3 separate regions of the Mus musculus genome follow, and all the other regions are linked to region 2. A link is a loop called in an ENCODE intact Hi-C map of the cell type or tissue named here. Cell type or tissue: left cerebral cortex. All regions are shown on one strand.

Region 1 (8,000 bases), 570 kb before region 2:
GAAGGTAAATGGCAGCAGATGCCCAGGCCTTGACGTGCTGAGGAGGAGGAAGCTGGGCTCCAAGCATGCCAAGGCTGTTTGTCTCCTCCCTCTCCTAACCCAGAGCTCTGTGGAACTCAGCTCCTTGTATATTATTATTCTCTTGTCATGGAAGTTGCCAAAATGGAGAGTAGAAGGCCTTTGTTATGTGGGTTTGAGCAGGGGGACCTTGAGAGAGAGAGAGCTCTGTCAATGATCCATGCCACATTTCCTTGGGCGCTCTAGTGTCAGCTCATCGGATGGCTCCTTTTTCCTCCCTGATGCTGATTTTCCCAGGCAGCAGTGTGAGCAGAGTGCTGCGCTGTACTGCTCTCCAGGAGCGCTGCATATGACACCCGGCAGCATCTTCTCAAATCGACCCCAGTCATGGAAATGATCAAATTCCACTCTCAAGTAAAAGATTGGAAGAAAAAAAAGTCTTCAGGACTTGGTCGCCTCTAGTCCCAGTAGAGACAGATGATGTTAAGGCCAACCTTGTCTACATAGTGAGTTTTAGTTCAGCCAGGGATATACAGTGAGTCCCGGTTTCAGAAGCAACACACAATAAAAGCCGTTATAAGCTGTAAGTGTGCCACTAGGTGAAGTGTATCAGTGTTTGGAAAGACTGCAGAGCCGTAGACCAGCGTTTCCAAGTGACTAGTACGTGTTTTCTAAGTCTTGCACGTGTAAGAAGATCATCCAAAGAGAACACAAAGCCAAATGTGCATTTCACTGGTATGATTCTTTTTTTTTTTTAAACATTTATTTATTTATTATATGTAAGTATACTGCAGCTTTCTTCAGACACCCCAGAAGAGGGAGTCAGATCTCCTTACGGGTGGTTATGAGCCACCATGTGGTTGCTGGGACTTGAACTCGGGACCTTCAGAAGAGCAGTCAGGTGCTCTTACCCGCTGAGCCATCTCACCAGCCCTACTGGTATGATTCTTTTTTTTTTTTTGGTTTTTCGAGACAGGGTTTCTCTGTATAGCCCTGGCTGTCCTGGAACTCACTCTGTAGACTTTGTAGACCAGGCTGGCCTCAAACTCAGAAATCTGCCTGCCTCTGCTTCCTAAGTGCTGGGACTAAAGGCGTGCGCCCCCACGCCCGGCTTGGTATGATTCTTATTTACTGTGGTAACTATGAGTTATAAGTTAGGCGTGCTGCTGTGTGGTGGTGATCCCAGTGCTGGGGTGGCTGAAGCAGGACTATTAATTAGAAGCCAGTCTAAGCTGCATGTTTGCACTGTTCAAAAAAAAAAAACTACAAAAAACTGTTATTGTATTAAATATTTAATGCAAGAATAACTACAATTACTTGTAATAGGAATTTAAAAATATTTCTTCTGTCTCAACTACATTTTCTCATGAGGCTGTATTTTTAAAACAGTGAGATGGCTCAGTGGCTAAAGTGCTTGCTGTTCAAGTCCTGAGTCTTACCTAAAGGTGGAGAGAGCCAGCCCCACAGAATTGTACTGACGGCCACACATTCTCCAAGGCACGCGGCCCACATCACCATAATAGCACTTTCTGATTAAAACAACACGGCAACAGGGTGATGCATGTGAGCCACCTAATAAAAACCACAAGGTTTTGTATTGAGAAAGAGTTTCTCTTAATTAAAAACCTAAAACTACATTGAGGTCTTTTATTTTTTATTTTGGTTCGTGGTGATGTTTTTGAGAGTCTAGACTGGCGTGCAGCTCCCTCGGGAGAGCAGGCTGGTTTTGAAGTCACAGAGATATGCCTACTCAGCCTCTCTAGTGCTGAGGTTAAAGGGGTGCGCAGCCATGCCTGGCTCAGTTTTAATTGTTAACAAGGTCAGGATACATAGCTAAGGATCCTGAATCAACTCATGTTGAGAGTAGGAGATTAGACGCTAGAGTTTGCCAGTCACTCATCTGATACATAGTCTGCTGACTTAGAGTTTCCCATTGTCTTCTGTGAAACGGAATTTATTGAGTTTATGTTATGGTAGTGACATTAAGAAAACCCAGGACTCCTCACTGAATATATATTTCTAGCAAATTTCATTCTCTTTTAAACCTAGGAGCAATATTTTTCCTTAAGACCTGATTTGAAGAACAAAAGCTTCGGGAATATCAGTGAGCGTGTTGAATTGAGGAAGAAACTGGGCTGTCAGTCATTCAAGTGGTATTTGGATAATATTTACCCTGAGATGCAGATACCTGGCCCGAATGCCAAACCTCAGCAGCCCGTTCTCATCAACAGAGGACCCAAGCGCCCCAGAGTCCTGCAGCGTGGAAGGGTGAGCTGGCAGTCTTGAGGGCTCCCTGGGGAGGAGGGGCAGGGAGAGATTGGGGTGCTGTGATAGTAGAAATGGAATGTTCTCTTTGGGGCCTTCTTTCTGCTTGAGTAGAAAAGCTTAGAGATCTTAAACGTGTTTGCGGTTTTCACTAAGGGCAAGGGCCTTACTTACCTGTGCTCCCTGCCTTGGAGGGACTGAGACCTTTTGTAGGTTGTGCTGTCTTCCAAGAGCAGAGACACAATCGGGAACACAGGCAGTGTGAGGCCCGAAGGACCCTTCCCAGGGATAAGCAGGAATGCAGCAGCTGTTCCTGTCGAGACTCAGCTCTTGGAGCCGACTGCAGACAGAGACTGAGGCGACAGTTCATCAGTGTGACCTGTAGTAAGGTTTCACACCAGCACATGGCACTCCTGAGGTTAGCAGAAGGCACACCAGACCCTTTCAGTCAAGTTTACAGCTTAGGGGGCTGCCCTCTAAGTTACATTGTCTAAGTCATTTCTAAAACTGGCTTTCTGGAGGCTGGGGAGATGGCTCAGTTGATAAAGCACTTTGTAGCCCAGTGTGGGGATCAGAGTTTCGGATCTTTAGGACCCATGTAGACACTGGGCAGGTGTGGTGGTCTACTTGTAATCCCAGTGCTTGGAAGGCAGAGACAGGATCCTTAGAACAAACCCAGCTGATGAGCTCTGGGTCTGGGAGACCCTGTGTGTGCCTCAGTGACCAAGGTGGTGGTAGGGAATCTTGCATGAGCATGCACACACAAAGGTGTGCTCGTCCACACCTGTGCAGACAGCACACACACTGCTGTTCTTATCTCCCTCTTTAACTTCCTAAGGGCATAGCTCCCAGCTTTTGTATTTTAGGAGAACTGAGCCTAGTACTTTTCTCCTCATTTATAAAGCCCCAGACAACTATCTAGGAGTTTACTGGGTGTTCTAAGAAAAGGCAAATATTTTGTGCCCATATAGTTGATAACCTTTCCAGCATAGAGCTTTCCAGATCAGCATGTACATAGGGTTTTGTTCTTTAGTCCAGGCTGTCCACATATTCATGATCTCCTGCCTCAGCTCCATGACTGCTTGAATGACAGGCCCAACTCACCATGCTTGGCTTTATTTCTTCATCTTCATCTTAGTGCTGCGTGGGTGCTTTCCTGGGACTGTGGACAGCACTTCCCACTCTGCCTGCATGGGAGGGAGTCCCAAGGGCACTGTCTTCTTTTGCAGCTCTACCACTTGCAGACCAACAAATGCCTGGTGGCCCAGGGCCGCTCCAGCCAGAAAGGAGGCCTAGTGCTGCTTAAGACCTGTGACTACGGAGACCCAACTCAGGTGGGTCACACCTCCCCGTGCACAGTCACCCGGGGGAAGGGAGCACCGTCCTGAAGGTTAGAGATCCTTGACAATGGCTGCAATGCCACTAGTGGTTAAGTGGCAAGGGAAGTGCTCTTCTTCAAACCTTAAAGTCCTCAATAGATGAACCAGAGTCAGATTTTTCTGACCAGTTTATGGCTTTTAGGGGACACCACAACAGAATTTTGATTCATTTCATCCACTTAATTTCACTTAGTTTGTCTTTTTAATATTAAAATGTAAGCAGATAATTTATTTTGATTTGTTACTGTTCAGGCTGGCAGCATAACCTAACAGTGATTTAGACCACAGGCGCTGTCAGGACTGGCCTGTGATGGCCATTCCATTTTAGAGTTAGCATTGGTATCACATAGGAATAGAAGGAAACACTTGGCCATTTGATAAGTAGAATGTATACCTGGATATTTCTAGAATAGACTGCTTAAGAAAAATGGTTAGAGCACACACACATGGGGCAGTCAGTTTTTGACTCATGTATGGAACTGAGGATAGCAGGTGTCTTTCCCCACTGAGCCAGACCAGGCACGAGTTAACTGGTTAAATGTGCTTTGTTGTTACACTGATACTGCTGCTCCTTGCATAATAAACAGTGCAGTTCCTTGGCTGTACTGGCTTCAGGTGGCCAGTGCAGGGCCTGAAGCAAGACTGGGTGTTCTAGCACCTGCTGCAGAGTGTCTCACTGAAAAATACTTACCCTGTTTGAGGCTGGAGCCTGAAACCAAGAGCATTTGCATTTACATCCAAGGGAAACCCTGCTTCAGGGTGACCCAGGTAAAATCCATCATCTTGCAACAGACATTGCTACCTGAAATGGGGTGTGGCACTCTGCAGAAGGTCTGGGCTAGAACAGCTTATGCACACCACTACCCAGCAGATGGGCAGTGGTAAAACATCAGCTTGTCATGGTCTTGCCCACACCTCCTGAGCTCTCTGATGCTTTACAGGGCTGTGACCAGACTCTAAAACTGGAAACAATTTACAATGATGTGATCACTTAAATTCAGTTAAATCAGTGGGCCACTGCCTGGGTTCCTTTGGAATAACACTGTGTTAAGGTGGCCGAGAAGAGAAAGAGGAGTGGCTTGCTTTGGCCTCAGTTTTGGAGGGCTCTGATCATGGCTGATGTTCACGTGTGTGATGTCATGAGGCCACAGCAAAGGGGGCAGTTGTGGAAGCAAATGACAGAGGAAGCTCTTCAAGGCCTGTTCAAGAGTGAAAGGGAGAGAAGGGCAGCACTTCAAGGACTCCCTAGTGACCCAGGGGCAGAAGGCCTCCTTCACCTCCCAATTGACTGAGATGGTTGCGGTGGTGCTGGGGCCGACCAGTGTGTCTGCTTGTGGAGACTACACGGAACACACTGAAGCCTTATCCAGGCCGCTGCAGTACCTAAAGCAGCACTTGTTCTTTAAAGTAATTTTTTTGCTTTTCTTACTAGGTCTGGATTTATAATGAAGACCATGAATTGATTTTAAACAACCTCCTTTGCCTTGACATGTCAGAAACTCGCTCATCGGATCCACCCCGACTCATGAAGTGCCATGGGTCAGGAGGATCCCAGCAGTGGACCTTTGGGGTGAGAAGCTTGCTTATAAACAAGGTTCCTTGTTTATAAGGAGGACAGGAACCTGGGCTTTATCTAGTCCTGATGTTCCTGCATCTTCCCTGCATGCTACAAGAATATTTGTTTTTACATAAAAGCAAGTCCTTTTTCTTTCCCCTTCAGAAGAACAACCGGCTGTACCAAGTGTCCGTTGGGCAGTGCCTGAGAGTTATGGACCTGATGGATCAGAAGGGCTACGTTGGCATGGCGATCTGCGATGGCTCCTCCTCTCAACAGTGGCGTCTAGAAGGTTAAAGGTGGGCCCTGGCTGGACACAACATAATTCACCTGGTTTTGTCATGCCTGCCATAAATCAAGGTGCTTTAAGGTTGCTGACTGCAGCAGACAAGAACCTTGGTGGAGGGCGACCATCTCAGGAGCGCCACTGGGATTTGGGTTTACTTCCGAGCTGCTGTTAAGGGATTCTTGTTTATCCAGGGAAAACAGAAAATAATTCTAAAGAGTTGGGTCTACAGAGTATAAACCCAGGAAGTAGGCATTTGTATTCATATTTATGTTTTTCGCATTCTCCCTTGGAGATGGAATTGTTTCTGTCCAATCAGGAACTTGTCACAATTTCCTTTCATAGAGGACTTCATAAGAGATTTTTTTCTATTTCTATCATGCCTAATGTTCCAAATAGATTTTAAAAACTGGTTGAGTGCATATTACTTTTAGCTTCAGAAGATATCATGTATATTTAAGAGGCATTTAACTATTATAAATTATTTTGATGACTTAATATTGTCTGTCTACATTAAATAAAGGATCTTTTTGATCATTTAACTAGGATGTTTGACTCTTCTATCTCTGTCTTGCTTTGGGGCCAGCCTATTGTCTGGATGACTTGGGAATATAGCTGATGGCCTGTTAAGCTAGACAGCAGTTGCAAACTTCAGGAAGTGGCAGTTCCTTAGCTTGACCTGAGTGAATTTGGATACACCAGTTTGCCTGTGAAACTCTCTTTTCAAACTCCTAAGTGGAAAGATCTTAGAGAAAAATCTCCCTGTTGTAGACTTCAAAGGTCAGCTGGTCCATTTAGGAAACAAAAGGCAAGAAGTGGATTTAAACCCAGCAGTGACCACATTGAATGCCGTGTTACTGAACACAGGAGTGGGTTCCTTCAGAAGAGTGGATAGAAAGGCAAGAGCAACTGCAGCTCCGACAGAAAGGAATGGATGGGCAGGCGTTACTGTGAATGGACATAATCCACATATCTGCGTGATGGAGCTGTGTTAACATGGAGGTTTCAGCAGGGAGTGCTATTAGAGGTAGAAAGGGGTCTTTCATCCACAAGAAATAATCCCAAACATTTCTATAGCTAACAGCTTCCAAATACATGCTGCCAGAACTAGAAATTCCAACAAACATATCTGCCTACAATTACGGTGAGACATTTCAGCATGCCTTTTAAAACCTGACAGACACCTTGACAATACATACTATTGCTAAGTTGACCTGGTTGGGAAACACTCCACTCAACACCAGAACCCATGTTCTCATGTATGTCAGGTCCACGTATGTCTATGTCAGGTAAACTACAGTCCAAAGTATCAAATAAAAATCAACTATAAGACCTCTAGATAGTTTGAAACTGATCCACTTCCACTTGTGGGTAGAAGACAAATGAAAAAGGTGGTTGAAAACAGCCGAGTGTATGATATGCTAACAAATTCCTTGGACAATTGAGATTAAATCTTAAAATCCTATCTTAGATAGAAAAAAGTACATTTGAAGCTCAAGGTAGAAGTAAATATGAAATGTCAGAACAGAAATGAAATAGGAAACAAAATTATTCATATAGCAAGCTGGCTTGCCAGTGCAATTGATAGTCCTCTAGTTAAGATGAGACTTGGTGGGATCAGGAACGAGTGGCAAGCAGCCCGAGGGCAGAGCAGAGTGCAGCCCTGGAGAGGTGGGCAAGCCTTACACACACAACCACACTATTCCTGCTGCTCAGCCAAGGGGCTCAGAAACACTGAGGGCAGCACTTAAGATGTCCACAGCAGCTTTCATTTATTATCCAAAGTGGAAAAAAAGTGGCAAGAACAGTTTGGCAGGATATGGTAACTCAGCAAAAACGCTGCCTGGAGAATGAAGAGAGGTAGGAAGAGCTTGTCACCAGACCTCTGAGCCAGGAAGAACAGCACAGTATATATCCACCAAAGGGCTTCGTGAGACCCTCTGAAGAGTGTGGGAAATAATCCAAGGGTCCTCACCAGATGACAGTGTCCACTCCTGTGCGCTCAGTTTAGGCTTCTTTGACATAACCTTCCACAGCACCAGTGGGACAGATGATCCACCAGCCGCCAGCTCATACAAGTGTGCTCATTTGTGTAGAGTTCTGGCAGACAGCTTATTTGTTGTACATGGAGCTAACCATTACCTATGAAGTTAAAAGTTTAGTCTACATAAAAGTGTTGGTAGGAGGAGGGGAGAGCTGGAAGTGGAAGGAGAAGTCCTCAGCCTGGGCTGGAGAGATGGCTTAGCAGTTAAGAGCACTGACTGCTCTTCTGAAGGTCTTGAGTTCAAATCCCAGCAACATGGTCCGTAATGATATCTGATGCCCTCTTCTGGAGTGTCTGAAGACAGCTACAGTGTACTTGCATATAATAAATAAACAAATCTTTAAAAAAATTAGTCCTCAGCCTAAGAAAGGACATTTATAGGTAACCTCATGCATATGAGAGTTTTGTACAGAAGGCAGGATCCCTGTCTTCTGTCTCAACTCGGGAGCCTTT
Region 2 (8,000 bases):
CCCTCACTGCTGTGGGCAGGTGGACTCTAGGCACTCCTGCTAGTTGAAGCAGAGTTATTGTGGACTCCCACAGGCCCCTCACAGACATGCCTTTCGTAGCTCAGAAAGGCATCATGAAGAATCCAGATCCTAAGTTGCACTGGTCTTAGCTAGCACTGGTTGGTTAGCTTCTTTGAATCGCTTTCAATGTGCTGAACAGAGCCATTTCTTGAATCCTTATTAGTATCTGCCCTTAAAGCCCATGTGTGACCGGCAGGGTTTTATTTCATAAACACTGTAAATGCCCGCAGGGTATTTGCTCCACACTAGGGATGGAGGTTAGGAGCCCGGACCCAGGGTTTGGATCCAGGCTTCTGGGGATCACAGCCCTCTGTGTTTTTCCACAGTGGCTAACTTTGAGTTAGGAGGAGCCTCATCGGTGGTTTAACAGTGCACAGACAGCCTGTTCAGCCTACTTAGAGGAAGGCTTCACTGTCAGGTTAGCTCTTCTCTCAGGCAGCAGCACCTTCTAGAAACGAGCCATTCTGTGTCGTTGCCTACATGTTCCTAGTGGGAACATTTTGGTTGCTTATGGAGATTTCAGGTTATTGGAGTCATTCAGAACTTTAAATATTAATGGAACTTCAGATGCTGTCATTTAAAAAGACCACAGATACTGAACCTTATAAGTGGGAGCCATTCAATGCTAGTTCAGTGCTCAGAAGGGCGGACATCTGGGAAGGTGAGGGTGGGGACCTCCTGAGTGCACGGGCTCTGGACTGTGGTTACTGACGTGGCTGTCCTGCCTCCTCTCCTCTCCTCCCCTCTCCAGGCAGAAGGTTATGTAATTGGAAGCTGCATCAAACACATCCCAATTGCAGGTAGAGATATTACGTATTTCATTCAACAGCTGCTAAGGGAGAGGGAGGTGGGAATCCCTCCTGAGCAGTCACTGGAAACCGCAAAAGCCATCAAGGTAAAAACAGAAGGGAACCTGGCTGGTTTGGGGGTGAGGGAGATGGTGCTTGGACGTTCCCCTCAATGCCACTGCCCCTCCTGCTCCCTTCCTATCCCCTGAGAGTGTGGGCTTTGGTTGTTTTGCCATTGAGTTTAGTGTGCTGGGGACGTGAGGCTCAGCGTGCTCTCCTACACAGAGAGCGGCTTCCGAGCTGGTGTTGAGCCACCGGTGTGTGGAGTAGAGCGTTGTTTAATTGGAGTCTAATTAAACCAAACCTTCAATTAGCTGCATGCTGCTTCCCCATCTCCCTCCGTGCTTCCGTTTAGAATCAGGAGGCGAGTCGCAGCAGTAGCTGTCAGGAATCCAGAGGTGTCTGCATGCTTTGTGTCCTGAGAGTCCTCAGAACCCTGCCAGTCTAGATCTCAGGGTCCTTAAACAGAATCCACCTGCCTGTCTCCAGACCTCAGTTACATGCTACGACAGTGACAGGAAAATGTGAACTTAGTAACAAAAGAGCAAAGTGACTCTTAGGTCATTATTTAGAGGGTCTACTTGACCTCACCCATCTTCCTATTGGTGTGGGCATGGCAGTTACAGACTTTTAAAAGGAATTTTTCTTCTCATCTAGCAAAACTAAAACATTAAAAAAGAATCAAAATGCAAGAGATTCCTGAGTGTTCAAGGCTGGTTATCATAAATCGAGAGGAGGGAGGATTTTGTTTGAATCTGGAGAAGGGTCTGAGGTGGGGTATGACATGTGACCTCACACAGCTCTGGTTCGGAGCTGCAGCATAGAGGGGTAACTTTCCTGCTGTTTCCTCTCAGCCAAGCATCTCTGGAGGTTGGTTGAATTCAAAGTTTCAGGGGACGAGATTTCTGAATTTTGGCTGATGCTAGTTGAGAACAATCCTTTTGGGATGGGACAGGTAGAGGGATGGCTCCTACAGAAAAAAATGCCACCTGTCTCTCCCTCGTGGGCTTGGGCTTCCCAGGACTGGGGAGACTCGAAGTCCTCAAGCAAAAGGGAAAAGCTGGTCCTTCCATGGTGGGGAGAGGTTTGAAAAGATGTCCTCAGACTTCTTTGTAGACTAAAATATTTCCAAGGTTTCCCCTCAGCCTTTGTTTCCCTTTCCTCAGTGGGAGCCATCTCTTGGCAGCCCCAGTGCTCTCGCCTGATTCTGCTCTTATTCTATAGTAGCTGCCAACTGATCTCATGATGTTTGCTTATTTCAGTCACCTAGTGTCTGACTCTGAGCTAGATGGCCTCTGAGAGGGACCTAAGTGTTTCATGGACTGTGTATCTGCAGGGTTGATCAAGTGACTTAGAATACCTAACCAGCAAGGGCAGGGGATCAAGCAAACATTTAACAGGAGGACAGATAGCATTTCCTTAGGCACGCATGCGTTGTGTACACACACACACACACACACACACTCTCTCTCTCTCTCTCTCCCTCCCTCCCTCTCCCTCTCTCTCACCCTCTCTCCCTCTCTCCCTCTCCCTCCCTCTCCTCTCTCTCTCTCTCTCTCTCTCTCTCTCTGTCTCTCTCTCATGCAATTGACTTCTGAATTCTAGAATGGGCCAAGCTTAGTTTGCTGGTCTCGAAGTGAGGCTGGCACCTGACAGGGAGCCTGAGGGGGCAAGCAAAGCCTGGGTGGAGACAAGGAGCTGATGTTTTATAGATATTATTTCAGACAATATGGCAACAGAATTAGGGAGAACATGGAAGTGATGTGTAACCATTGCAGAGAAAACAGACTTACCTATTCAAGTGTAGTCATGCTTAAGCTGAAAGACAGCAGGACACATGCTTGATGGGTCAATCACACAAGAGTTACAGTGTAGGCAGAGATGAATTCAGAGGTGTCTGTAAGATGTGGGTTCTTGTGTATTTGTCAGAGGGCAGAGACGTTGGTACTTATCAATGCTTTGGCCATGTCTTTTTTGTGTACATACAGGAGAAGTACTGCTACATTTGCCCGGATATTGTCAGAGAATTTGCTAAGTATGACGTAGATCCTCGGAAGTGGATCAAACAGTACACAGGGATCAATGCCATCAACCAGAAGAAGTTCATTATAGATGTTGGTTATGAAAGGTTCCTGGGACCAGAAATATTCTTTCACCCTGAGGTAAGATGTCTGAGTGTACTGAGTAGTATATGTGGAACGATGCTGCCCTCCAGTGTGCAGAAGCAGCAGTTCCCAGTAAAGGGACCCAGTGAGCAAGTTGGTTTCACATGGTGGTTCCCTCTGCAGCATGGTTGCCTGGAGCGCCTTGCTGTAGGCTTACCCACTTTAACAGTTAAGGTTGGGGTTATCCTGGGCATGAGGAAGATCTCTGAAGAGCAATGGAAGAAATGGATTTGAAACTGATCACCAGGGACCTGTAGGAATAAAGCAGTCACAAATCTCAAGGACTGTGTGCATTGACCCCTGTATGAAAGTAACACTAAGCCAGAGTGTTTTGTGACTGTGCGTGTAAAATCAGTGAATGCCCAGCTGGTGAACTGGCTCATAACTATCTGAAACTCCAGCTCCAGGGGATATGCTGTCTTCTTCTGGTCTCTGCGGGCACTGCACTCAGATGCTCAAACCCACACCCAGACACACCCACACGCATAGCAAAGTACATCACTAAAAGTAAAAATGAAGTCTTAACATTTTGTTTGAAAATAGTTTGTGTTATTTGAGAAAGTGTATAATGTTTCTTTCATATTCGTATGAAATATAGTTTGCCAACCCAGACTTTATGGAGTCCATCTCGGATGTTGTCGATGAAGTCATACAGAGCTGTCCCATAGATGTGCGCCGGCCGCTGTATAAGGTATAAACTTCTTGGGTAAGGTGTTTTGACTTCCTTCCCACATAAAAGGCCTGTAGTTGTTGCCTATCCATGAAGCATGTCTTCATCACTGCTTTCCTGCTCCCGGCAGGAAACGCGTTCCAGTTGTGTATAACTGAGAGCTTTGACTCAGAGAAGGGAGGAGTGGGACGCTGGGAATATGACACAGCCAATAAAGGGACTTTTCAAACTCTTTTCTTCCTCCCTTCCCCTCCCTCCTCTGCTTGAGCCCAGACATGACTTTCCTGTCTCCCTCCTCCCTAGCACTGGGGTTTCAAACCCTGTGTCTCCATGCCTGGCATGAGCTGTCTTTTTGTCTTGACTGCCAAACTGGATTGAGTTACACAGCCTGAGCCATACACACCAATTGAAAGAGGAAGGTTTGTCCTGCTCAGGCTCTCTGGGAACCGCTCTTATTCTTTGCTGGGTATTTACGGTCAGTGCTGAGGTTAGCATGGCAGTAAGTACAAATATGCACGTGGAGAAGTTTTCCAAAATTCTTTGATTGTCTGGAAATGTAAGACTGAAATGAGAGAAATCTAGTCATTGTTACATGAAAGGAATAATAGCTGACAGCTGGTTAGCAAGAGCAAAAATTATCCTCAGCTAACATGTGCATGTGTGCATCAAGCCTTCATCCTCAGCTAACATGTGCATGTGTGCATTAAGCCATCCTCAGCTAACATGTGCATGTGTGCATCAAGCCTTCATCCTCAGCTAGCATGTGCATGTGTGCATCAAGCCATCCTTAGCTAACATGTGCATGTGTGCATCAAGCCTTCATCCTCAGCTAACATGTGCATGTGTGCATTAAGCCTTCATCCTCAGCTAACATGTGCATGTGTGCATTAAGCCATCCTCAGCTAACATGTGCATGTGTGCATTAAGCCATCCTCAGCTAGCATGTGCATGTGTGCATCAAGCCTTCATCCTCAGCTAATGTGCATGTGTGCATTAAGCCATCCTCAGCTAACATGTGCATGTGTGCATCAAGCCTTCATCCTCAGCTAACATGTGCATGTGTGCATCAAGCCTTCATCCTCAGCTAACATTGCATGTGTGCATCAAGCCTTTGACTCAGCTTCATGACCTCACATTACACTATGCACACACAGGCATCTACATTTTATACAGAGAAAGGTGCTTAGTCAAAATGTATTAACTACTGCTCTGTTCCATACTAGACACTACATACCTTTTGAAAGAACGGAGTAAATTCCCATGGAAAAGTCTTTGGTGGGAAAACAGCTATTGTCATGCAACTCATATGAGTATAGTGCAAGGGGTTTAATAGTTACTTGCATTTCCTTATTCTTTACAGGATATTGCTGTGCAGTCTAGGTTGACTCTAAACTTGTAGTCATTTGCCTTAATGCTCTGTTTGCTGGATTATTTGTATAGCTTTCATTAGTCTTGTGCTGAGGGTCACTATACAGTCACACACATACTTCCAGATTGAGTTTTGTGTCTCGTTGCTTTCCAGGCCCTGTGGCTGTTGAGAAGCAACCTTGAGCTTCTTCCGGCTGAACAGATTATTCTTGAAAGCACATTACTAATTGTAGGCCTTAATCAACTAACAAATATCTGTGCTGCATTGAGCGTGTATATGTTAGAGAACTGAATCAAACAGTTGCCTATGGCCACTCCCCGTAGGCATGCTGTTTCTGTCCACATATTGAGCCCTTGAAATTCCAGTCCCTGTCCCAAAGCCCATCCATACAGCTCTGAGTTAGTGAAGTTTCTGCATGCAGGGGGTCTAGAGTATACTGTATCTTTGAACTTGTATGTATTTGGGTGGATCATGTTAACTGCTAAATGGCAAGGTTGGCTTTTGAACCAGTTTCCTGTATCTTTGATAAGCTTAGGCCTTCCCTACTGAGTCACTCTGCCCGTCGCAGAAGAGATAGTGAGAAGAAAACCTTGCCTACTTCTCCCTAGGAGAACCACTCCTCTACTGTGGGCTGTAGAGGCTTTAGCTTGCCTGGCCATCCAGTTTGTGACAGTAACTAGTGTACATGAGCTGCGTTTGTGTGTATAAGAAGGTAGTAGATATACAGGAGTTGTCTCAGGGTTTCTATTGCTGTGATAAACACTATGACCAGAAACAACCCGAGGGATGAACAGTGTTTGGCTTCTGTGTCCCAATCACAGCCCATCATGTAGGGATGCCAGGGTAGGTGCTCAAGGCAGGAATCTGCAGCCAGGAGCTGATACAGAGGCCATAGAGGGATGCTCCTTACTGGCTTGCTCCCCGTGGCTTACACAGCCTGTTTTCTTATAGCATCCAGGACCACTAGCCTAGGGATGGTTCCACCCCCAGAGACCTGAACCCTAGCATATCAATCAGTCAAGGAAATGTACTATAGACTTAACCACAGGCCAATTTGGTGGGTGGCAGGAGCATTTTTTTAACAGGTTCTCTCTTTGGGTAGGCTGCTGGGTGGTTAGGGTGGCAGGTGGGTAGGGTGCCAGATCGGTATGGGGCTGCTAGTTGCTATTGTAGCCTTGGGAGTGATAGAATTCAAGTCCCACTGAGCTGGGAAGGCTGAGGACAGTGGAGTTGGCCAGACTTTGTGTTGTTTTTAATGAAGCTGAGCTCTCTACTCTGGAGAGAAAGGAGAGTCAAAAGAGGCTGCCCCTCCTCTGTCTCCTGAGACATTCATTGCTCATTAACAAATATCTGTGCTGCATTGAGTGTGTATATGTTAGAGAACTGAATCAAACAGTTGTCTATGGCCACTCCCTGTAGGCATGCTGTTTCTGTCCACATATTGAGCCCTTGAAATGCCAGTCCCTGTCCCAAAGCCCATCCATAACTAGATTCTGACAGGAAATGGACCTTGGGAGTTCTTGTCTTTCTTATGGCAGCAGCCATTGTGGTGTCTCAGTGAGTTTGGCATTGTCTTGGGCTCTTTCAGGAAGCTGCCACTCACTTCTTGGGCAGCCCTCGGGTCACTCTTCTCGCTCTGGCAGTGTTTGGTGGGCATCACAGCTTCTACTACTACCATTAAGAAAGGGACTGCTTCCCGAAGCCAGGGTGTGATGAGAAAGTGGAATATTGAAAATTATGGATGCCCACTTGAAAAATATCCTGTGGCCTCAGTTTCACAGTGGCTAAATGTACAGACATATAGGTGTTTGAGTGTCTAAACAAAATAGGTTAGAAGACACAATCTGTAGCACACACGGGTGTCTTTCTGTGTATAGCTCAACACCTGCTGTCTGTAGGGGGTGCCTCTTGTTTTCACTTTTGTTCTGAGGCCCTCTCTTCTTCATTCTTGCCAGTGACCTAGGCCCCTTTCACAGTGGGGTAGCAATCAGTGGATCAGAGCGATTGGACAACATGGTCTGGGCCCAGGGAAACTCAGATTAGACAGGGGGAATAACACATTTGCTGGACCCTGATGGATTCCTGGATGGTAAAATGCCCTCTCCTAGGAGTGTGGATGTTATGTTCCTGATGTCGTCCTCCTGTGTGCCTTCCCTCCAGTCTCACAGCTTTATCCAGACAGTGGAGAACTCATGGACGGAGTTTGGAGCAAGTTCCATGGTATCCTGTTCAGCCCTAGAAGGTTATCTTTCTTCTTGTTTGGAGCCTTCTCCTTCCTTGAGTAATCCAGACTTGTGGGGCCAAGGCTGTTCTATTTTGCTCAATCAGCCTTGGTGATTTTCAGGGGGTTTCTTATGATCGAGTGGGTAAGGGGTGGCTCACTTTAGACTGTGGAATGACCCAAGACTTTCTTGGCCATTGAGCCAACATCTTGTCCAGGTTCTCAGGCAAGAAGAAAAACAACCAGTAAGAATAAAAGATGGCTCTGAAGATTTGGACTGTTCGCTTAGCTTCATGGGGGCATGGTTGACATAAAAACGGTGTGTGCTTGTGGTGTGGACAGGTTGATTTGATGTATGCATCCACTGCAGAAACCATGTTAAGCTGACTAATTCATTCAGTCGCCACCTCATAGCTTCCTATGAGTGTGCATGTGTTGAGAAGCCTAAGAGCCACTGACAGCGAATTCCATGTACAGCATACCTCACTATTAGACAGCAGCTTGTGTCCTGTTCCACAGATCCTCACGTAGCTGGGCCGGGGTCAGGGAGGAGGCATATTAAATGCATATTAACACCATTTCTAGAGTTTGGCTAAGTTGACAGCTGCTGTCAGCAGCTCGTCCATTCTTGGATTATCCGGTGTTTAGTGTCTGTTCTGCACGAAGG
Region 3 (8,000 bases), 73 kb before region 2:
TGTTTTGCCCGAGGCATGATCAAAGCAGAGACAATGGCACAGGATTCCTGGAGCTTTCAATGTAAGATGGTGTGTCTTCTAAGCTTGCAGGTAGCTGCCTTCCTTTGCACTTCAGCACAGTGTGTTTTATGACACAGCTATCCCCTTTTCTTGCAAATCAAAGCACACTCTAGGCAGGTATTGGCTACCACAGACTTCAAAGGTCATGAGGCTCATCTCTAAACAGAGTGGTTACCTTTGACAATCATCATAGAACTGATGCCTACTTTTGGCATAGCTGGTATTATGGGTCGATCAGCATCTCCTAAAGAGACATGCTGTAGTCTTAACTTTGGTGTCTGTAAATGTGATCTTATTTGGAACATATATGCATATGTGCAGTAATTAATTCAACACAGCTAGTTTCCTTAGAAGGGGAGACACATGATCAGGGCCTGGGAGATGGCTGAGCGAGTACAGGAAACACTTGCTGTGCAAGCACAGGCTCTTGTACTTTGAGTCCTAGAACCCCATGTTAAAAATTTATGCATGGTGTGCACCTATAATCTCAGTGCTAGGAGGTGATGACAGGCAGATTACTAGGGCGCACTGGCTAGCCAGCCTAGCCTACCTGAGGAATTATAGGCCAGTGAGAAAACCCTGCCTCAAGAAAAAAAAAGGTGGATGGAATCTGAGGAATGATACCTAAGGTTGATCCAAATGTGGCCTCTATATGCATGTACATACATGTGCATGGACATCTACAAAGAGAGAGAGAGAGACAGAGAGAGAGAGAGAGAAGAAAACGTAGATGATGCAGGCAGAGATGAGAGTGATACATGCCCAAGCCAAGGCATCCAGGAGTGTAGCAGCTCCTGGTAGTGGGTGAAAGGCACAGAACAGAACCCCCTACAGTCTTTAGAGAACACAGCCCCATCTACACTTGACATTGGCTTCTTGAATGATGTAAGTATATGTATTAAGCCACTCCATTTGTGGTAATTTCTTTTGGCCCATTCACTAGAAAAAAAGGCATTGGTCAGTGCAGTGGTTCTCAACCTGTATGTTGTGACGCCTTTTGGGGTTGAATGACTCTTTCACAGGGATCACCTAAGACCTTCAGAAAACATTACAATTCATAACAGTAGCAAAATTACAGTTCTGAAGTAGCAATGAAAAGAATGTCATGTGTAGGAAGCCAACTCTAAGATGGCGCCGGTTTCCGGTGTGCCGTTGTCATAAACAACATCAGCGCAGGTGTAAGCCCGAGTCTGGCACCAACCCCTCCCGAGCAGGTGCATGCAAATTAGGTGCCGGCCAACTGACCAATCCCAGGGGGCCACGAAGCCTCTCCCTGTGCTGGGGTGCATATAAGCAGACTTCCCTGGGTCCCCGTAGCAGCATCGAGGCGATCCTGCAATAAAGGCTGTTGAGAAGAATCCGACCGTGTTGTGTCTTCCTTGCCGGCTGAGGTGGGGCGACAGTCATGGTTTGGGGTCACCATAGCACCAGGAACTGTATTAAAGGGTCATATCGTTAGGAAGTTTGAGGTCCATTGGGCTAGTGAAACAAAAGGGGAAACAGATGGGAACATTGCTTCTTCAGAGTCTGGTCTCTATCCCTCTTGGAAGGGGATTTATCATTACAGTTTTGCATTGTGGAATTTCAGTAGTGATGAGTAGTGATGAGGCGATGCCTGAGGACCAAGGCCAGGGTGCAGGGTCTGCTGGGGCAGAATGCCTAGGTTCATGAGGATTCCACAGAATTGCTGATGGGTCTCAGTTACAAAATGAGATAACATAATTTGCTCATTCTAAGGTGTCTAGATACGTTTGTGTTCTACTGGCTGTCCACATCTATTTTATTTTTGGATTATTTTTTTTTGAGAGAGGGCCTAACCCTGTAGCTTAGGATGGCTTTGGATGTTTTATCCTTTCTCACAAGCCTTCCAAGTGAGGGGAAAACAGGCACAATCATAGCACAAAAACATCTTTGATAATCTTCAGGGCTAGTGGTGTCTAGAGGAAATTGCTGAAGTCTGAAAATCTTTTTCCTATCAGTGACTGGAGCGGCCATCAGTCCCAGTAAGTCCTATGCAGAGTGGACAGTCCATGGAAAGGCACACTGTGTACTGGGCAGCTTCAGGTTTCTGTAACGCTTCCTCCTTGTAGAGTGAACAGGACATTTGGGCTCTGGGGTTATCCTGGCTTTCCGGGTTTCCTCTCTCAGAAGTACACACAGCTCATATTCCTCTTCTATCTATACTCTGGGTTTCAGTTTAGACTTCATGGCTTTGGAAAACATCTACTTGATCCAAAAGTCGAGGTCAGGGGTGCTCGAATGGCTTTCTGGACATCTTGCATTTCTGCACCTAGCATTTGTACTACAATCGCCTGATCACTGGTGGCAGACTAGAGTCTAGGGCAGCAGTTCTCAACTGTGGGTTGAGACCCCTTTGGTGGGGGCCACATATCAGATGTCCTGCATATCAGATGTTTATATTAGGATTTACAACAGTGGCAACACTACAGCTATGAAGTAGCAATGAATTGATTTTATGGTTGGGGGCGTGGCAAGATGAGGATCTGTATTAAAGGGTCACAGCATTAGAAATGTTTGAGAACCACTGTTCTAGGGCCAGATCCTGTGAACAACTTGCTTACTGTTTGTATTTTACTTTTGTTGCTTTAACAAAACACCTGGCAAAGGCAATATCAAGGAAGTGTTAATTGGCTTGCAGTTTGAGCATGGCATCCTTGCTATGGCAAAAGAGGTATGGGACCCCTGGCCACACTGTGCTTGCAGTCAGCAAAGATGAGTGCCCCTTCTCAGCCAACCTCCTCTCCCCTATTTTCCCTGGGGCCACAACCACATTTAGGGTGGGTCTTCCACCTCAATTAACACAATGTGGAAACTCCCTCACAGGCATGTTTGCTTCTAGGTGTTCTAGGTCCTGTTGACTTGACATCATTATTAATCATCACTCACACTGTTAAAGCATGACCAATATAATAAGTGTACATTAAGTAAATGATGCTAAAGTACAGGGCATTGCCAACAGCCTGTAGTGGGGTCTTTGTTGCTTTGGTCCAGGCTTCAAAAACAGACCGACTGACAGACAATCGAAATGGGCAGGGCATTGGTAACATGCACGGAAGGAAAGATATCTTGCTTCTAGTTCTGGGTCCCATTTGGGAGCTTCCATCCTCTTTATCTGTCTTCTGTTTCTCTCTCTAGTTCCCCTGAATATTGTTTTAGGTTTAGGATTATTTGCTCCCTTGCATGCAGGAAAAAAGAAAGAAAGAAAGAATTACCCAAGGGCTGGCAAGATGGCTCAACCAGTATGAGCACTGACTGCTTTTCCAAAGGTCCCGAGTTCAAATCCCAGCAACCACATGGTGGCTCACAACCACCCGTAATGAGATCTGACACCTTCTTCTGGTGTGTCTGAAGACAGCTACAGTGTACTTACATATAATAAATAAATAAATCTTAAAAAAAAAAAGAATTACCCAAGAATGGTCAACTAATCTAATTCTTCTCCTGTGGAAAATCCACAATGCTTTAAGTCCCAGTAAAGACCAAGTGAATTAATACATCTCTAGAAAGTTCCTTTGGCATCACAGTCAAGAACTTTAGAGGCTAACATTTAGGGTGCAAGTGGGGTTTCCAGTAGGTAGGTGTTTTCCTTCTTAAGTCTCCTTTCCACAATGATGCTGGATAATCACCCTATCTTTGATATTAGAAAATATTTCCTAGTAATATTGATGTGGCATTGACTAAGGTCATTTATTCCTTAAGCCTAATTATGCATATGTTGATTTTCTCCCAGGATACATTATGCAGTGCTCTATCATAGAAAGTCATAAGTATTTTTCTACAGTGAAGGTTATTTATTCGTTCAACATTCAGGTGATTTTTATCGGAGCACCAAATGTGTTAAGCATGAAGCCCTGCCCTAGGAGAACCTATAATTCAGGAGAGGTGAACATCTACTAATAAGTACCCAAACTAGCTTTAAGTGTTAGAAATAAAATCAAGAGATTGTTGGGGTAGAGAATAAAGTGAACATTGAAGTGAGAATTAAGAGGAGAAAGGGGCTGGAGAGATGGCTCAGCGAAGAGCACTTGCTGCTCTTCCGGGAGACCCAATTCAGATTCCTGGTGCCCATTCACAGCTGTCTATAACTTCAGCTGCATGGGATCCTAAGCCTCTGGCTTCCAAGAGCACCTGCTCTTACATACATGCACACACCAGCAGACATAGCGACAGATAGACACACAGCCAATAATCTTTAAAAAAAATTGCAGCTAGATAAGCCGGCAGTGGTGGGGCACACCTTTGATCCCAGCACTAGGGAGGCAGAGGCAAGTGGGGCTAGCCTGAACTACCTACCGAAAGAGTTCCAGGGCAGTATGGGCTACACAGAGAAACCCTGTTTCGAAAACAAAACATAACAAAACAAAATTGCAATTTGTAAAAAGGAGAGAAGAGAAAGAATTCAGGCCTCGCAAATGGGGTCATAGTCACCTTATGCATGTTAAAAATAGACTCCAATCTCTTCCACTGCAGGATAGATGCATAGGCTAAAACGCCGGGCTGCCAGCACTAAGGATGGCTGACAAGAGGGCGGAGCGTGCGCGTCCCCGATTGGCCAACTGTAGAGTGACGTCACGAGGCAGAGCCTCTGGGCTCCCGGCAGCTCCTGGGTGGGGAGCGGCGCTGCCTGCGACCCGGCACCTTGGCACTGGGCACCCAGGGGCACGCTGGGGCTGGTGGGGACGGAGCGCCTCGTGGCCGAGCATGGCGGGCTCGCTGCCTCCCTGCGTGGTTGACTGCGGCACCGGGTAAGAGCCGCGCCCCACGCGCCCACTCACGCTTCGCTGGGCGTCCTGGAGCCATTTCCCCGCGGGGTCAGACGGCAGGAGGAGCGCGGAGGGATGGTGCACGGAGGGATGGTGTGCTGAGGGACAGAGCTCAGTCTGAGGGGTTGGGGAGTTTGAGGGATAGAGCTTAGGTGGGGTGGGAGCTGGGGGACGGAGCTCAATCTGAGGGCTTAGAGAGTTAAGGGATGTGGCTCTGAGAAGATGGGGTGCTGAGGGCATGAGGCTGCGGGGTTACCGGGTGGGCTGCACCTTGCCGGGATGTTGCTGCAGATACTTTCTCTGCAGGGCTTGCACCTGAGAGCTCAGAGTAGTTCCTCTCCCCCCCATCCCCGGGGTGCTTGTCACCTGTCCTCATCCTGTGCACTCACGCGCGCGCGCGTGTCACCTTTCCCTACTGATGTACCAACCACCTACTCGTGGAGATGTTTACACGTGCCATGTCAACTTGACACCCAGTCCCCTTTCCCACTCTGCTCTTTTCCACTCTGAAATGGCACAGCCTAGCCCAGCTCCTGCTTTGGTTTGCATACACTTATCTTTGCTCTTAAAACACACACACACACACACACACACACACACACACACACACACACATTAAAAAAAGACTAACATTTTGAAAAAAAAACAGCCCTCTCCTTTTTGGGGAAGTAGATAACTCTTTTCTTTTTTGAAGATGTTAATTTTTCAGAAGAGACCTTAAGAATGGCTTATGCTGTCAGGCTTAGCTAATTTTAGGAAGGTGGCAGCCAAACCTCCAACCTGGGAGTTTGGGAGTACCTGCTGGCATTGCTGACAAAGTACTTCATAAATAGCTTGCAAATAAATTTAGCCTCTTAAAATGTTTTTCAAGGGATGGTAATCCTTTGTCACCGAATAGTCTGTGGCATGTTCTCTTGCAATTCTTTCCTGTAGAAAAATATACTTGGTTTGGTTTCCTTGACAACCTTGTGGGGGTGTCTTCTAATTTGCTACAGTCCATCTCCTACTGATGTGTCTTTCCTTTTGTTGCTCCGGAACCAGCAGTGGTTACAGACTGGAAAACATGTTCTATTTCTGCTAATTTTTCTTTTGGAAATAAACGTTATAGAGAAGTTTTGTTGCCCTGTATTTGAGAAGTTGCTGACTTCCCTAGACTTGCTCAAATCAGTATGGCTCTTGTGGACCATTCCCCCATGTGTTGGCTCCCCTTACTGTCTCACTCTATCTGCCACTCCCTTCAGTCTGGAAGTGTCAGCAATGAGGGCAATATGTAAACATTGTTTTTATGTTAATGTCTGCATGTGAGAACTTTGGCTTTGTGTTGCCTAAACTGCTGAGACTTGAAGCTCTCTCTGCGCAGTGTTAACAGTAAAGCAGCACTCCCTGGGCCATCTGTGCTGTATTTCTTATTAGTAAGCTGACACCGTATCCATTGTTCTTGCTATAATGATCTAAAGAGTGCTCAGTCTTGACCTTTTGGGGTCAGTGACTGATGTCACCTTCACCTTCAGTAGATCGTCATGGCCCAAAGCTGTGCTTCAGGCTAGCATCTTTAGGCTGTCAGAGGCTCTGGACTCAGTGACAGGGACCTGGGGTTTCCTGTGGGTGTTTTCTGCCACTGAAGCCCCTGTGGCTATCACGAGTCCCCAGTGTTCAGTGTGTGAGCAGAAGATGACTGCATAGCCTAAGCGTTCCAGCTTCCATGTATTAGTGATTCTTGCATTTCTTGTTTTGGATTGAGTTTTACCTCAGAATAGAACTAAATGTAAAATGCAGCTAAAAATAACAAGGACTGAGGAACATAATAGACTTGGGAGATCTCATTTTAGACTGAGTTTTACCTTAGAATAGAACAGTGCAGCTAAAAATAGCCAGGATTGAGGAACAGAATACACTTGGGAGACTCATCACGTGGGCACTACTGATGAGATGGGCAGGTTTTTGTTTTGTTTTGTGTTGGTGGTGGTAGTAGACGTAGAACCTGGGGATCTTGTTAAGTGGAGCCTCTACCACTGAATTGCACCCTGAGTTCCAGTCTTGTCTGTCAGTGTGCCCTCTCTCTGCTTCCCTGTCTCACTGTCTGTCTTTCTCTCTCTGATACCCACCCCCTCTTAAATAGAGTCTTCTTGTTGTATAACCCAAGCTTGTACTGAACTTGGAGAAATCCTCCTGCCTCAGCCTCCTAAGCATTAGGATTGCAGTTGTGTGCCCACATGCTCATCTGGCCTGTGTTTTATAGTAAATACATTTCTTTTGTGACCTCAAATCCGATGAACCCCGAGACCAGATGAGTGTACACAAGTATGCTGGGGACAAGATAGAAACAGACAAAGGTATCTGTGAGACCCACAATTAAGTTTCAGCTTTTTAAAGGATGAATAGGCTGCCGAGCTCCCAGAGAAAACGCCACCAATTCAGTCTCACGTCTCACCCAAATGTTTAAAGTAGTTTTACATAGTCAAACTGACTTTGAAGCAATTCCAGGTCCCTGAGAACCGGGAGAGAACAAACTCCAGGCTGCATCCCTCCAGTTTCAGCAGCTTTGCACACTGTGTCCTCTGGACTCCTTAATGTGCCGCTCTTACTTTTCTGAGCTGCTTAAAAGAAGGTTCTCGGCACCTCCCTCTTACAGGTCAGTGTCTGCCTTCTGAGCGAGAGCAGGGATTCACATGATCACAGACCAGTTATTCAAGTCAGAGATGTTAACATGGATGCTGCAGTGCTGTGCTGTCTGCCATCTGCACTTGTGAGCAGTTTCGTTTCTTGTCTTTTTTGGAGTCTAATCCTGTCTAGCATTGCCTCATTATATTTGGTGGTCATGTTTTTAAGGGGATGGAGTGAGGTCCTGTTATGTAACCCCTGCTTCAGCCTCTTGACTATTGCATGTCCTCCCATGCCTGGTCGCTATGTTATTTATAGCTCATGTCTTCTGGAAGAGTTCCTTAGTCTTTTTTTTTTTTTTTTGTCTTTCAAGATATATCCTTTTGATAGTTATATATATAACAAGGATATAACAATATATATATATATTGCCCCTCGATTTTGTCTGTCTGGTGTTTCTGGTAGATAGAGGTTGTGCAATTTTGTAAGGGTTGCCATAGAATCTGTTGCTCTTCCCTTGTGCATTTCATCAAAAAGCCTAGCACAGCATCTACC

What was found. Peaks named below come from ENCODE experiments on the same cell type or tissue, not always from the same donor. Only the 100,000 strongest peaks of a DNase experiment are listed, where the experiment ranks them.
Region 1: a loop joins it to region 2, with 3 times the contacts of the local background. A loop is called at or near these places in 2 of 42 quality-filtered maps.
Region 3: a loop joins it to region 2, with 5 times the contacts of the local background. A loop is called at or near these places in 2 of 42 quality-filtered maps.

The regions. Positions count from the first base shown.
Region 1 is chr5:25,259,868-25,267,867 of GRCm38, forward strand. Galnt11 (polypeptide N-acetylgalactosaminyltransferase 11) reads left to right here. Exons shown (of 12, transcript NM_144908.4): 9 at 2,068-2,286; 10 at 3,513-3,617; 11 at 5,095-5,232; 12 at 5,383-6,051. The coding sequence ends at 5,514. Among named protein-coding and RNA genes, the nearest start is that of Galnt11, 41 kb to the left of the region's middle. In left cerebral cortex, no CTCF peak of the experiment used is centred here; a DNase peak (open chromatin) is centred at 3,424; H3K27ac peaks cover 478 bases.
Region 2 is chr5:25,828,715-25,836,714 of GRCm38, forward strand. It overlaps Actr3b (ARP3 actin-related protein 3B), which reads left to right. Exons shown (of 12, transcript NM_001004365.2): 7 at 812-955; 8 at 2,897-3,070; 9 at 3,672-3,764. Among named protein-coding and RNA genes, the nearest start is that of Gm42237, 61 kb to the left of the region's middle. In left cerebral cortex, a CTCF peak has its summit at 3,122 (motif pointing left); a DNase peak (open chromatin) is centred at 3,112; H3K27ac peaks cover 857 bases.
Region 3 is chr5:25,755,303-25,763,302 of GRCm38, forward strand. It overlaps Actr3b (ARP3 actin-related protein 3B), which reads left to right and starts at 4,671. Exons shown (of 12, transcript NM_001004365.2): 1 at 4,671-4,826. The coding sequence starts at 4,783. In left cerebral cortex, no CTCF peak of the experiment used is centred here; DNase peaks (open chromatin) are centred at 4,639, 5,190, 5,786, 6,464 and 3 more places; H3K4me3 peaks cover 3,746 bases; H3K27ac peaks cover 3,850 bases.